Linked DNA regions of Homo sapiens: region 2 is linked to region 1. A link is a contact called in ENCODE Hi-C or POLR2A ChIA-PET data. All regions are on one chromosome and are shown on one strand. Each heading gives the region's core, a stretch centred on a gene start or an enhancer-like site at or near the end of the contact. The rest is flanking DNA. Distances are from core to core; before and after follow the strand shown. Region 1 overlaps QKI (QKI, KH domain containing RNA binding). Region 2 overlaps QKI (QKI, KH domain containing RNA binding).

What was found. A loop is a pair of places that touch in the nucleus more often than their neighbours do. ChIA-PET counts read pairs that join two places held with the same protein, here RNA polymerase II (POLR2A). Pooled maps may share reads with other maps.
Region 2: a pooled map shows a loop between it and region 1 (5-fold over the local background). The contact joins two enhancer-like sites. A Hi-C loop is called at or near these places in 4 of 50 pooled maps. POLR2A ChIA-PET finds 5 or more read pairs at or near these places in 2 of 52 experiments (BJ and T-cell).

Annotation. Positions count from the first base shown.
Region 1 is chr6:163,459,035-163,462,268 of GRCh38, reverse strand. The region is part of intron 2 of QKI (QKI, KH domain containing RNA binding); the gene reads right to left. Among named protein-coding and RNA genes, the nearest start is that of QKI, 46 kb to the right of the region's middle. RefSeq lists an enhancer at 1,658-1,887. Within about 2 kb of position 1,753, at least 7 of the 41 ENCODE cell types and tissues checked have a DNase peak (open chromatin) inside an H3K27ac peak, as active enhancers do.
Region 2 is chr6:163,553,097-163,556,330 of GRCh38, reverse strand. The region is part of intron 4 of QKI (QKI, KH domain containing RNA binding); the gene reads right to left. Among named protein-coding and RNA genes, the nearest start is that of QKI, 140 kb to the right of the region's middle. Within about 2 kb of position 1,462, at least 5 of the 41 ENCODE cell types and tissues checked have a DNase peak (open chromatin) inside an H3K27ac peak, as active enhancers do.

The DNA of each region.
Region 1 (3,234 bases), core at 504-3,003:
AAATATGTTTTCTGGCTGGGCGCAGTGGCTCCCGCCTGTAATCCCAGCACTTTGGGAGGCTGAGGCAGGAAGATTGCTTGAGCCCAGGAGTTCAAGACCAGCCTGGGCAACACAGTGAAACCTTGTCTCTAAGATAAAACAAAACAAAAATTACTTAAATATATATGTATTTTTTCCCAATGAAATGATTAACTGAATTTATCTCAAAAGCTAGTAGCTGAAAAACTCAACCTCAACATCCCTAAAGTAAAGGCACGTGATCTCAAAAACTAAGGTACTTTTCCGCCCAAACTGAAATCAAAAGAAAACATAGTCTCATTAACTTACAAAATAAATTTAGGTCACCTACTTATAAACAGGAACTGAAATGAGTGGAAGAGTTCAAGCAGTATAACCTTTGACTGCTTCATAGCCCATTTCATGTGTGACAATTCTGAGGGGTTAGGATGAGGAAGATTCTGTTATTAGCCATTTTACTCCCGGAGACACTGCTCTCTCAAATTGGGCTGAAAGTAGATCATCACCTTGAGCTTTCCTTTAATCTTTATCAGAAACAGCTCAATGTTCCTGGAATATGGATAGCACTGAGAAGCAGATTTCTCCTCGATTTCCATATTACATACTTTGGCTATTTCAGCAAGAATCTTAAGAGATATGGAGATTGAACACCTATGAGTAGATATCAAATTATCCATAAGTCCTTTGAAGCAGTAATTTTAACAGAGTAGATCCTAACATGAAACTCTTTTTAGATAAACCATAGACAAACGTTTCTGTCTAATCTGAATAATTCTTCCCTAACAACCCCATCTTTCATTTTGTTCTTCTAAGCACTAGTTCCTATCAAATACTAAAATATATTATTTATAAAAGAAAGTGCCTGCATTTTTAAAACTCAGAGAGGCCTTATTATTTAAAGAAATGTTAAACGTTGGAAAAATATCAGCTAAACAAAATGTATTGTTTTCAGACTGTCCTGTAACCCTTTCTGTAATTATTTACTAACATTCTAAGAAATGTGGTATATCCCAAACCATAAAAAGCCTATGAAATATTTGGTACACAACAGGCCCTAAATATACCCTTACAGAGTGAAATAAAGAGGAAACTTCAAAACAAAACAAAGAGTCATAAATTGGCTTTTACTAAACCGATCTAGTTGAACTTATACATTAAGTTTTCCCTACCTAAAACATAAAGATATGCCCTATATTATCAAATCACACTGCTAAATTAAAACTTTAATATGTAATCTGAATCACTTCACAACTCCACTGAATACAAATATGTACTAACCTTTTGAGAAAAACTACCTTTAAATAGATTTCTGTACAAACTATCAAAGACAGATGTGTAGATCGTAATTTTAAAGCATTATTATTTTCACTCACAAAATATGATCATATTCAGGCAAAAATCAAGTGTTAACCTGGGTATTGAAAAAGGAGACTTTGAATATCATTAAATTTTGATTTAATATCATTTGTTATTCAGAAGAATGAAAGTGAAAGTAGTGTACATCAAGACTCCTGAAGTTCGTGATCCTTCAACAATAAGAAGGCCGCAATGGTCAAAGGAACAAAGACTTTAAGGAAAGATAACTTACTGAATTGGCCCCTCTCCCCATAATCCCTCTAAAACAAACGCCAGCTCAACACCCAATTTGACACCAACTTCTCAAGACTGCTGACAAACAACAACCCTATGCTAACTAACTCAGAAGCTATGACGAGCCTAAGCTGATTTGCAAACCCAGGAAAATGAAACAGAAAGAGAACTTACAACTCGTGTTCCATCATCAACATGTATTATTATAAGAGAGACAGTGGAGTGTACTGTGAATAACATTATGAATCTAAACTACTAACTATAGCAACCAGGCTGGGATCCTACAGGCTGAAAACACAATCCTTGAAAAGACATTTGTCTGTCTTACAAAACCTTTGACAATATGGGTATTCATGATGGCCTAGACCCAAGAGATGCCTTTCAAAGCTATTAGTCAAAATTAAATCCCATTTTAAAAACATCAGAAAATCAGAATTATATTCACATAAAACTCCAAGAAGTCTCACTACAATTTAATCATCATGTCCAAAGGAAGCAGTTTACCAATCTAATCTGTTCATGTATTTAACAGGACGACTAGTATCATCAACAGCTAGACCTTGCCAATATTTATCAAGTCTACTACTCTGGCAGATCCTATAGAACAATTTCTAACAACTTGAAATTGATAACTAGGCAAATTTAATGACAAAATTATTACTGACTCATTCAAAATATAACACTTTTTACTTAAATAAATCAGTTAACTCTATTCATAATCATTTATAACACATCTCCATGGATTCAAACAAGAAAACCTGACCAGCCAAATAAACAATTTGATGGTCTAAATATAACTTCAATGTTCTTTCATGTCTGTAGTTTCATGAATGCATGAGAAACTTAAAGTCTTCAATAATTTAATCGTTTATCCTTCACACAAGACTGAACTCCTTCAAGAACAGGATTATTTTTCTTATGTGTAATCACAAAAACCACAGAGTGCCTGCTCTATCAGATGTCACACATTTGTTACCTTTACTCCTCCCAACAATCCTATGAAGTGAACCTTATAACTTCATAGACAAAGAAACAGATTCTAAAAAGCAAGCATATGCTCAAAGCCAATGTGATCATCTCAATTATTTTTCGGCAAATATTTATTTCAGTCCCCTTCTCTCTGTAAATGAAGTGACTTGGTATCACTAACGCAGGGTTTCTCAACCTCAGCACTACTGACATTTGGGTCCAGGTAATTCTTTGTTGGGGGGCTGGAGGTGCACGGAGGCTGACTGCCCTGTGCATTACAGGATGTTTAACAGTATCCCTGGACTCCACCCACTAGATGCCAATAGTACCCCCTCTCCCAAGTTTAGACACCAAAAGTATCTCTAGTATTGCCAAATGTCCCCATAGGTAAAACTGCCACCAGGTGAGAATCACTGGGCTAATGGAAAGCAACAAGAGCAGACGCCTTATACCTGCTTATGCAGTTTGGCTTGGATCTTGCATTCCAGTGGCCTGCCATAAGAGCATGCCCTAAGCAGCCACTGCCCGCTTTAGCCTGGGCCCAGCAGGAACATAAATGGAGAAGATCTAAACCCACCCAGTTAGCCTCAATCAAGCTAGGCTTCACCCTAACCAGTAGACCCTCAGCCAACATACAGACCCATGAGCACAGAAATA
Region 2 (3,234 bases), core at 213-2,712, 94 kb before region 1:
ATGTTGGTCAGGCTGGTCTCGAACTCCTGACCTCAGGTGATCTACCCGCCTCGGCCTCCCAAAGTGCTGGGACTACAGGCGTGAGCCACTGTGCCCAGCCATCATCAACTATGTTTAACAGCTATGTTAAAAGGATACAAACAGGTCACGTTTAATGTAATTTATACATTGTTCAACTTTTCTAGACTTAGACACTAGATCTTCATTATCCAATCATTTACGCTTCCTAACAAATGTGTGGTATTGGCAGTGCATTATCCCTGAGGCTCAGGCAGGGTAGGCAGCTTATCCAAAGCCACAAAAGTTCACATTGCAAACCTGGCTTCCAACCCAGAATACCTGATTCAAAGTCCTCATGTTTAACCATTACATTATACCTTCTCCAGTCTTATGATGCCTTTAAGTGGAAGTATCTTTTGAATTCATCAGACCACATGTTAGAAAGTAAGAAAATCATGTTTATTTAGTATTTTTAGATCTATATACTTTTAAAAAAAAACTACAACAAAGTAATCACCAGAGAGCTGAAACAAATGTGTATTTCCAAATCATTAAAACTATGTCAACTAAAAAAATAATTCGAACCACTGCCTATCACAAAGGCCCAAATTCTCCAGCATTCAGGGCATTGAACAGTTTACATGAGCAACCTTGCTTGCAAATGTTTTGCATTAGTCAAAATCATCTGTCCACAATCCCCGAGTAGACCTGGTACTTTCCTCTCCAAGTTAGGCTCCTATTGGAAGCATCCTATGTGTTCCTCAATAACACAGATCATCGTTTTCTCTCAGAGTGCAGGCTTTTTTTTTTTTTTTTTTTTTGAGCTGGAGTTTCGCTCTGTCGCTAGGCTTCAGTGCTGTGGCGTGATCTTGGCTCACTGCAACCTCCAACTCCCTGGTTCAAGCGATTCTCCTGAGTGCAGGCTTTTCTAAGAACTCTCACGCATACTGGTCTTGCTTTTATAAATTCATGCTGCTTATTTTTGGGGTGATCAATCATATATAGCCATGTGCTATCTCAGTTTTTCTATTTTTTGATTTTTAAAGAAATTTATCATGAATTGTATCCATAAACTAACCAATAACCAATAAACCCATGTTCCTTGTAACCCCCAAAGCCTTGCAAAAATGAATGTGCTCAACATATTTTAAAAAATGAATTAGTTTTCTATAAATTTGAAATAATGGGTAGAAAAGGTTTTCCAAACAAAAAAATACATGACTAATTTAATTGAAGAATAACAAATATCAGAGAAAAGAAAAAATGATGAGTGACCACATTTTATGAAGAATTTTGATGCCAATTACCACCTTGATCTGCTCCGACAGCTTTGGCAGACAGAAGATGACAGATAATTTGATTGACTTAAACAAAGGGGTTTATGAGAGGGAAGTGACAAAAAAGGATTTGTCTTTAAAGCCTCACTGTGCTATTTTGTGGATGGACTGCTGGGGGCGCCAGCGTGATTACTGAGATAGGTCATGAGCTTTAACATTGTCCAGGCAACAGAGAGGATGAACTGGACTGGGGTAGAGGTTGTAACAGAGATGAAAAGAGTTATGTTAACCTGACAAGGCATGATGATCAGTTGGACACAGAGGGTAAGGGAAAAGGAGAAATTGAACAATGTTGTTTAGGTTCTTGATTTAAGCAATAAAGTAGACGGTGGCTCCATGTAATGAGATAAAAATTGAGGAATATGGAATCAGAAGTTCTCTCTTGAAAGGTTACATCTGAAATACTTATCTTAAACACCTAAGTGGAGATGTCAGGTACACAGCTGAATATTCATCTGGTTGATCAACTTATTCCAACTTATCCTATACAGCTGGTAGAAAAATATGCTTTCATATTTCTTGAGTTTTTCTCCAAGATGATGTGGCAGTTACTAAGTTCCAAACTGAACTGCCATATGCTTTCCAATGCTTAAGTGTAGGGCTCTACAACTACTACTTCTTTGCCAGCCGGTTTTCTGTGAGGTTCTCAGAACTGAGGCATAGTGTGGGTGTAAAGCAGCCGACCCTGAAGAGCTGGATGAGGGAAAGAGATGTTCTCTTTCCCATGTGCGCTCCTTTCAGCTATGCACTTGCCAGAGGCAGCTGTCTCCTGGCTCCATGCTTCTTTCCCAGCACCTCTAGAACCAGTCTCATCGTGCAGCCCCTTCCCTCCATGCACACCAGAAGCAGCCAGCTAGGGTTCTCCCCTCTGAGCTCCTGAGGTTCTTGAAGTAGCTGAGAGACACCAAGCCAGGGTCTTGGTTTCATCATTACACAGGCTTTCTTCTCTTTTATTCCAGCCCTGGGGTAAAAGATGCTTTTTTTGCAGTCTCTAAATCTGTATTACAGCCTGTCTTTCTCCTTTTTCAGTTCTCAATACCTGTGTAACCAATCAACAACTTTCCACACATAAAGCAAGGTAGAGGGAAAGTGTCAGGCACTTTATTTAACCAGAAAAGCTTAAAACACTCAAACACACACAAATATGATGCTCCTCCTCCATTAAAACTATATAAAACTAACAAAGATTTGTACCTTAGGACAATATGTTCTGCCTCTCTTCAACAAGGTATAAACAGATCCACTGAAAAGTAACAATCTCAGAAAAACAAAAGCCAAGTCTCAATAATAAGTACTTACTTCTTCTAATGCTAAATACGATACAATCTGTGATTTTATTAATAGTAATAGTAATCTTAACAGGCATGATAAACTTCTGAAGGATTTATATGATTCACAACTCCGGCTACATACTAGCATTAGTAGAGCCACATCAATTTATAGATTAAAAAAAAAACACCTCCAAAGTTGATTGTTATTTTAGACGGATATTATTAGATGATATGGTTGGGCTGGAAGGTGGGACATATAAATACCAATTGGGAGTTTAATAGAGCCTTGTTCTACAAAAGAAGATAAAAAATAGGAACCTGAGCTGGGCATGGTGGCTCATGCCTGTAATCTCAGCACTTTGGGAGGCCAGGTGGGTGGATCACTTGAGGTCAGGAGTTTGAGGCTTGCCTGACCAACATGGTGAAACCCTATGTCTACTAAAAATACAAAATTAGCTGGCAATGGTGGTGCACGCCTGTAATCCTAGCTACTTGGGAGGCTGAGGCAGGAGAATCGCTTGAACCCAGGAGGTGCAGGTTGCAGTGAGCCGAGATCGTGCCATTGCACTCCAGCCTAGGCAACAAGAGTGAAACTCCATCTCAAAAAATAAATAAATAAATAAATA